Linked DNA regions of Homo sapiens: region 2 is linked to region 1. Evidence: chromatin loops called from intact Hi-C (ENCODE). Cell type or tissue: OCI-LY7. All regions are shown on one strand. Links, peaks and the distances in the headings refer to the core of each region. The heading gives the core; the rest is flanking DNA. Region 1 has its middle 37 kb from the start of ASMT. Region 2 has its middle 330 kb from the start of DHRSX.

Region 1 (4,393 bases), core at 74-4,073:
TTTCTCCATGTTGGTCAGGCTGGTTTCGAACTCCCGACCTCAGGTGATCCACCTGCCTCGGCCTCCCAAAGTGCTGGGATGACAGGCGTGAGCCACCACACCCGGCCCATAAAAGGGTGAGATTTCTTTCTGTGTTTCTGATCCCTTTCACGGATGGCCTGGGGTGTATATCACATTTGAATTGAATGCTTGTTCTGTAGAAAAATGGTTTTCTTTTTCTTCTACCCTTGAGGAGAGGGGTTAAGGAAGGAGTTCCTGGATCGGGAGGAGATTTTTTTGCTTTTTTTTTTTTTTTTTTTTTTTTTTTTTGAGACAGAGTCCCTGTGACTCAGTCTGGAGTGCCCTGGAAGATCTCGGCTCACTGCAACCTCCGCCTCCACGGTTCAAGCGATTCTCCTGCCTCAGCCTCTCGAGTAGCTGGAATTACAGTTGTGCACCATCATCTCTGGCTAATTTTTGTATTTTTTTTTTTTGAGATAGAATTTCTCTCTTGTTGCCCAGACTGGAGTGCAATGGCGTGATCTCAGCTCACCACAACCTCCGCCTCTCAGGTTCAAGCGATTCTCCTGCCTCAGCTTCCCTAATAGCTGGGATTACAGGCATGTGCCACCACGCCCAGCTAATTTTTGTATTTTTAGTAGAGACGGGTTTCACCATGTTGGCCAGGCTGGTCTCGAACTCCGGACCTCAGGTGATCCACCTGCCTTGGCCTCCCAAAGTGCTGCAATTACAGGCGTGAACCACCGTACCCGGCCAATTTTTGTATTTTTTTGGTAGAGACAGGGTTTCTCCATGTTGGTCAGGCTGGTCTCGAACTCCTGACCTGAAGTGATCTGCCCACCTTGGCCTCCCAATGTGCTGGGATGAGAGGTGTGAGCCACTGCACCTGGCCTTTGGTTGTTTTTTTTTTTTTTTTTTTGAGACAGAGTCCCTGTCACTCAGTCTGGGGTGTCGTGGCTGATCTCGGCTCACTGCAACCTCTGCCTCCAGGATTCAAGCGATTCTCCTGCCTCAGCCTCCTGAGTAGCTGAGATTACAGGCCTGGCTAATTTTGTATTTTTTAGTAGAGATGGGGTTTGATCATGTTGCTCAGGCTGGTCTCGAACACCTGACCTCAAGTGGTCCGCCCGCCTCGTCCTCCCAAAGTGCTGGGGTGACAGGCATGAGCCACCACTCCTGGTAGAGATTTTGCTTTTTAATTCTATTTCCTTAACACCTTGAACATGTATGGCTTGGGCTGTTCCTCATCTCAGCCTTATGTTTTGATTCGATTGCCTTCCAATGAGCACCTTATTATTTAAAAGTGGACTTCAAGATGGGACTGTACCGTTTCCTTTTCTATCACACTTCACTGTTGGACCGTGAACTCTATTATTATTGTTATTTTTGAGATAGAGTTTCGCTCTTGTTGCCCAGGCTGGAGTGCAATGGTGTGATCTCAGCTCACTGCAACCTCTGCCTTCCGGTTTCAAGCGATTCTCCTGCCTCAGCCTGCCAAAGAGCTGGGATTACAGGCACACACCACCATGCCCGGCTAATTTTTGTATTTTTAATAGAGACAGGGTTTCACCATGTTGCCCAGGCTGGTCTGGAACTCCTGACTTCGTGATCTGCCCGCCTCGGCCTCCCAAGGTGCTGGGACTACAGGCATGTGCCACCACACCCGGCTAATTTTTGTATTTTTAATAGAGACAGGGTTTCACCATGTTGCCCAGGCTGGTCTCAAACTCCTGACCTCATGATCCGCCTGCCTCGGCCTCCCAAAGTGCTGGGACTACAGGCATGTGCCACCACACCTGGCTAATTTTTGTATTTTTAATAGAGACAGGGTTTCACCATGTTGCCCAGGCTGGTCTCGAACTCCTGACCTCATGATCCGCCTGCCTCGGCCTCCCAAAGTGCTGGGACTACAGGCATGTGCCAGCACACCCAGCTAATTTTATATTTTTAGTAGAGACAGGGATTCTCCATGTTAGCCAGGATGGTCTCGAACTCCTGACCTCGTGATCCACCCGCCTCAGCCTCCCAAAGTGCTGCGATGACAGGTGTGAGCCACCACACCCGGTCACCATGAACTCTAATGTCAGAAATTACCGAGGCGCTGTTTCTGCATTTTTTTCTAGTATGGATCCTGGTAAGCCACATCCAGAAGAGATTTCTCTGGAAGAACTTTGCCTTGAATGGAAGCAATTGTCCTGATGGCCACTAGGGGGAGGAAGCATCGTTTTCTCTCTTCGAATTGTAAGGCGAGAAGGATCTGAGGCCAGGTGTCCATAATTGAGGAAGTTGACTTTGCCAGGGTGGAGGACACCACGACATAACCTCAGGAGGTCTTGATGACGTGGGCCCAAGGTGGTTGGGGTGTAGCTTGCTTTTATACATTTTAGGAAGACTTGAAGCATCAGTCAATACATGTAAGATGTACGTTGGTTCTATCTCGAACGGCAGGGTGACTCAAAGCGGGGTTACACTTAAACATATTCAGGGCCGGGCGCGGTGGCTCACACCTGTCGTCCTAGCACTTTGGGAGGCCGAGGTGGGTGGGTCACCTGAGGTCAGGAGTTCGAGACCATCCTGGCCAACATGGTGACACCCTGTCTGTACTAAAAATACAAAATCAGGCCGGGCGCAGTGGCTCACACCTGTCATCCCAGTACTTTGGGAGGCCGAAGCGGGCAGATCACGAGGTCAGGAGATCGAGGCCATCTTGGCCAACACGGTGAAACCCCGTCTGTACTAAAAATACAAAAAAAAAATTAGCCTGATGTGGTGGCGGGTGCCTGTAGTCCCAGCTACTCAGGAGGCTGAGGCAGGAGTTTGCAGTGAGCCGAGATTGCGCCACTGCACTCCAGCCTGGGAGACAGAGCGAGACTCTGTCAAAAAAAAAAAAATTAGCTGGGTGTGGTGGTGTGAACCTGTAATCTCAGCTACTTGGGAGGCTGAGGCAGGAGAATCGCTTGAACACTTGAGGCCAGGAGTTTGAGATCAGCTTGGCCAACATGGCGAAACCCGGTTTCTACTAAAAATACAAAAAAATCAGCACAGCGTGGTGGCACATGCTTGTAATCTCAGCTGCTAGGGAGGCTGAGGCATGAGAATTGCTTGAACCTGGGAGGTGGAGGTTGCAGTGAACCGAGATCACGCCACTGCACTCCAGCCTGGGCGACACATGGATACTCTGTCTCAAAACAAACAAACAAACAAACAAAAACATACTTATTGGCAATTGGTTGAAAGAGTTATTATCCGTAGTAAGGAATGTCTGGCTTATGATGGTGTTGTAGAGACCGAGGTTTTATTATGCAGATGAAGCTTCCCAGGTAGCAGGCTTCTGAGAGAAGAGACTGCAAATGTTTTTTTTTTCTTTTCTTTTTCTTTTCTTTTTTTTTTTTTTTTTTTAACGGAGTTTCACTCTTGTCATCCAGGCTGGAGTGCAGTGGCGCAATCTTGGTTCATTGCAACCTCCGACTCCCAGGTTCAAGTGATTCTCCTATCTCAGCCTCCCGAGTAGCTGGGATTACAGGCATGCACCACCATGACCAGCTAATTCTTGTATTTTTAGTAGAGACGGGGTTTCACCATGTTGGCCAGGATGGTCTCAATCTCTTGACCTCATGATCTGCCCGCCTCGGCCTCCCAAAGTGCTGGGATGACAGGCGTGAGCCACCGCACCCGACCAGAGACTCCAGATGTTTCTTACCAGACTTAAGGTCTGTGTTGATGTTCATGCTGAAAATATCAGAGGTGTTTGAACCAGAACGACTCCACCTTGAATAGAGGCTGGGTAAAATGAGGCTGAGACTTACTGGGCTGCATTCCGAGATGGTTAAGGCATTCTAAGTCACAGGATGAGATAGGAGGTTGGTACAAGGTACAGGTCATAAAGACCTTGCTGATAAAACAGGTTGCAGTAAAGAAGCCAGCCAAAACACGCCAAAACCAAGATGGCCACAACAGTGACCTCTGGTCGTCCTCACTGCTATACTCCCACCAACACCATGACAGTTTTCAAATGCCATGGCAACGTCAGGAAGTTACCTTATATGGTCTAAAAAGGGGAGGCATGAATAATCCGCCCCTTGTTTAGCATATCTTCAAGAAATAACCATAAAGGCCAGGTGCGGTGACTCACGCCTGTCATCCCAGCACTTTGGGAGGCCGAGGCGGGCGCATCACGAGGTCAGGAGTTTGACACCAGCCTGACCAACATGGCAAAACCCCATCTGTACTAAAAATACAAAAATCAGCCCAGCGTGGTGGTGCATGCCTGTAGTCCCAGCTACTCGGGAGGCTGAGGCAGAAGAATCGCTTGAACCTGGGAGGCAGAGGTTGCGATGAGCCGAGATCATGCCACTGCACTCCAGCCTGGGTGACAGAGCAAGACTCCGTCTCA
Region 2 (4,393 bases), core at 180-4,179, 520 kb after region 1:
GTTGAATGTTTAAAGACTAACAAGAAAACACCGGCCAGGCACAGTGGCTCATGCCTGTAATTCCAGCAATTTGAGAAGCCGAGGGAGCCGAGATTAATATGCTAAGCACTGATTTAATGTTTATAATTACAGAAATGGCACCAGGATTACTGTTTACAAAAAAAAAAAAACAGGTGATACGTGAGGTCTGTCAACCGTGGTTGTGTGTGACCGTGTGCCAATAACTCAGTTATTCCCATTTTCTCATCTGTAAAATGGGTAAAATTAAACTTTCCTCATAAAATGTTCACGGGTATCAAGTAAAATCATATGTGTAAGTATCTAGCAAAATTTAAGGCCAATAACAAGCCATTGATAAATGGCAGCTCTTTTTTAAAAAATTGATCTGAAAACAAATTTTTCTTTTTTTTTTGAGATGGAGTCTCACTCTATCGCCCAGGCTGGAGGGCAGTGGCGCGATCTCAGCTCACTGCAAGCTCTGCCTCCTGGGTTCACGCCATTCTCCTGCCTCAGCCTCCCAAGTAGCTGGGACTGCAGGCACCCGCCACCATGCCCAACTAATCTTTTGTATTTTTAGTAGAGACTGGGTTTCACGGTGTTAGCCAGGATGGTCTCGATCTCCTGACCTCGTGATCCGCCCACCTCAGCCTCCCAAAGTGCTGGGATTACAGGTGTGAGCCATTACGCCCGGCTAATCTTTTGTATTTTTGGTAGAGACTGGGTTTCACCACGTTAGGCAGGATGGTCTCAATCTCCTGACCTTGTCATTCACCCACGTGGGCCTCCCAAAGTGCTGGGATTACAGGCGTGAGCCACCGCGCCCAGCCCTGAAAACATAATTTTGTTTTCAAGTGTTGGGGCTCAGGTTTGTCCATCGTCACAAAAACGTTGTCCATAAAATGTAACAATACCACAACACCGGAAAAATGCTTCCACAAGTGGCTGAGGCAGTAATGAAAGTAATTACACCTGTCACTTCTTTTTCTTGTTGCTGTTATTGTTGTCTAAAGTTTAGCTTGCTTCATTCTTTCCCTTAAACTTTTATCTTAGGTTTGGGGGTACACGTGCAGGTTTGTTGTAGGTCAATTTGTGTCACCGCAGTTTGTTGTACAGATGATTCCATCACCCAGGTATTAAGCCCAGTACCAATAGTTATCTTTTCTGCCCCTCTCCCTCCTCCCACCCTCCACCCTCAAGTAGAGGTGTCTCTTGCTCCCTTCTTTGTGTTCATGAGTTCTCCTCATTTAGCTCCCACTTATTTATTTTTTTATTTTTTTGAGACGGAGTGTCACCCTGTCGCCCAGGCTGGAGTGCAATGGCGTGATCTTGGCTCACTGCAACGTCCGCCTCCCGGGTTCAAATGATTCTTCTGCCTCAGCCTCCCCAGTAGCTGGGATTACAGGTGCCTGCCACCACGCCCGGCTAATTTTTGTATTTTTAGTAGAGATAGGGTTTCACCATGTTGGCCAAGCTGCTCTCAAACTCCTGACCTCGTGATCCACCTGCCTCGGCCTCCCAAAATGCTGGGATTACAGGCCTGAGTGACCGCGCCCGGCCTAGCTCCCACTTATAAGTGACAAAGTGCAGTATTTGATTTTCTGTTACTGCATTAGTTTGCTAAGGGTGATGGCCTCGAGCTCCATCCATATTCCTGTAAAAGACATGATCTCATTCCTTTTTCACAGTTGCATACTATTCCATGCATGCCTGTAATTCCCAAGCATGTAGAAATATTACAACACGATCCAGCGGCATAAAATGTGGTTTGAACCCACCCCCATCCTTTGGTTTTTCTCTTTCCTCCCTTCCCTTAACCTCCTACTTTTAGTTTTTAGCGTGCCTCCTTCTGTTTCTTTTTTATTTTTTTTTTATTGAGACAGAGTCTTGCTCTGTCGCCCAGGCTGCAGTGCAGTGGTGCAATCTCGGCTCACTGCAAGCTCCGCCTCCCGGGTTCACACCATTCTCCTGCCTCAGCCTCTCCGAGTAGCTGGGACCACAGGTGCCCCCAACCGCGCCGGGTTTTTTTTTTTTGTTTTTTTTTTTTTTGTATTTTTAGTAGAGACGGGGTTTCACCGTGGTCTCGATCTCCTGACCTCGTGATCCGCCCGCCTCGGCCTCCCAAAGTGCTGGGATTACAAGCGTGAGCCACCGCGCCCGGCCTGTTTCTTGTATGCTAAGGTTTGCATTACAGCTGGGAAAGTGGAGAAGAGACAATGTTTCTCCTCCAACCGAGTAAACAAAATTACGGGGATTAGAATGTGCCTGCTAAGAGCTCAGTAAACGTCATCTAGTGGTTACTAAGTGACCAAACAGGAAGCTGGGTGTTCATGCAGTCATGCCTGGATTCACTCACACTGCAGCCGCTGGTAGGGACAGACACAGCAGGGTTGGGACAGATTTGGTGGAAGAAATCATAAGCTAAAGAGAAACCCTGGCGTGCAAAACAATCCTTCCTGGCCGGGTGCGGTGGCTCACGCCTGTAATCCCAGCACTTTGGGAGGCCGAGGCGGGCGGATCACAAGGTCAGGAGTTCAAGACCAGCCTGCCCAATATGGTAAAACCCCGTCTCTACTAAAAAAAAAAAAAAAAAAAAAAAATCGCCAGGCGTGGTGGCGGATGCCTGTCGTCCCAGCTACTCGGGAGGCTGAGGCAGGAGAATCGCTTGAACCCGGGAAGCGGAGGTTGTAGTGAGCTGAGATCGGCCCACTGCACTCCAGCCTGGGAGACAGAGCAAGACTCTGTCGGAAAAAAAAAACAAAAACAAAAACAAAAAAACCATTCCTTCCTGGTAGCAGGCCTCATTCATCAGCAGCCCATAAAGGACTCTACTGACTTTTTGTCCTAGGTTAACTACAACCTGTGTCCCAGAAACTGCAGAGAGGCTCCCTTCAGGGTTCCCACGCTCATCCACATACACATACACTCACGCATGCACACGGCTATTCACACTCGTGCATACACATATACATATACATTGCAGGTGTGCACAGGTTTTCACACGCATCTGCACACGCACGCATGCAGCTAAAAGCATATGTGCATTTTACACACGCACACATGCATTCACGCACACATGAGGCATTTGCACACGTGCACGGGTGCACTCTGTGGTCTCTGCCCTTCCTCTCGGCACTGCTTCTCCTTCATGGATCCCTTCCTTTTGTGATTTCAAGAAAGCCTCTTTGGAGAAGGTCTTCCACTCCAACACCAACCTGTCAACCAAAATCCTGCCCCGTGTCGGCAGCACGGCCTTTGTAGATTGCATGCTGGGTCCAAATCACATTCTATGTTGTTTTCAGCAGTGCTCCCCTCGATGTGTGCCACAGCCCTCATCAAGAGGAGTCCAGAGCTGTCGTCATCAGCGCTACGATGCTGATCCTGTCTTTGTCCTCTATTCTCCTCTTTGCATACACAGCCAGCTCATCTACCGAAATGAGAACTCTTGTGTGTCAGGGTCTAAGTGTTTCTCCTCTTTGCAGCCCTGCTTCCACTGAAACCCAGGCATACACATGCATGTACAGATACACTCACACCTGCATGTACACACGTGCGTATACATGCATTGCACACATCGATTCACACATAGGTATGTACACCCATGCACATACACACTGCATATATGTGCAGATTTTCACACATACATGAGGCATCTGCACACGTGCACAGGTGCACTCAGTTTTTCACACTCATGCACACGCAGGCACACATGCATGCACACATATGCACATACATCAATAAATGCATAGCCCACACACATATTTACACATGCACGAAGCATTCTCATACCCATGAATACACGTTCATACATGCACACACAAGCATCCACTCAAGTACACATATTCACACATGCATGTACACACATGCACAGAAACACACATACATGATACACATGCAACCCTTTCACAGTGCATGCACGGTGCACACACACATGCACACATTCACACATGCATGTGTGCATTGAACACGCATTTGCGCATGCACAAGGCATTCACACAATCGTGCATACACATTCACACCTTCATGCACACAAATTCACATATGCATTTGCAGGCATGCAGTGATGTGTGCACACGTGCATTCAGATGCGTGAATTCATGCAAACACACACAAACAACACGCACACATATGGATGCATACACACACATGCATGCATACTGAGACACCCTGAGGCACAGTGAGATGTCTGTAACATAATACAAATTGGGTGGTTACATTTGGCCTCTTGAAATTCAACAAAACCACAATACAATCCAGCATCTTTGGTCCAAAGCAGCTCCTGCCTCCTGACTTCTGCTCCAGTGGTGCGTCTGTTTTCCTAGAGTGTCGTCTGGGGCAACAACGCTTCTTTGAACTTTGCAAAAAGGCTTGGGATGTGTTGACCCAAGTCCAGCTC

The links. A loop is a pair of places that touch in the nucleus more often than their neighbours do. Peaks named below come from ENCODE experiments on the same cell type or tissue, not always from the same donor. Only the 100,000 strongest peaks of a DNase experiment are listed, where the experiment ranks them.
Region 2: a loop joins it to region 1, with 5 times the contacts of the local background. A loop is called at or near these places in 3 of 110 quality-filtered maps.

What each region holds. Positions count from the first base shown.
Region 1 is chrX:1,650,213-1,654,605 of GRCh38, forward strand. No RefSeq gene overlaps it. Among named protein-coding and RNA genes, the nearest start is that of ASMT, 37 kb to the left of the region's middle. In OCI-LY7, for the core only: a CTCF peak has its summit at 2,203 (motif pointing right); a DNase peak (open chromatin) is centred at 2,259.
Region 2 is chrX:2,172,556-2,176,948 of GRCh38, forward strand. No RefSeq gene overlaps it. Among named protein-coding and RNA genes, the nearest start is that of DHRSX, 330 kb to the right of the region's middle. In OCI-LY7, for the core only: no CTCF peak of the experiment used is centred there; DNase peaks (open chromatin) are centred at 1,958 and 2,316; H3K4me3 peaks cover 1,255 bases; H3K27ac peaks cover 1,639 bases.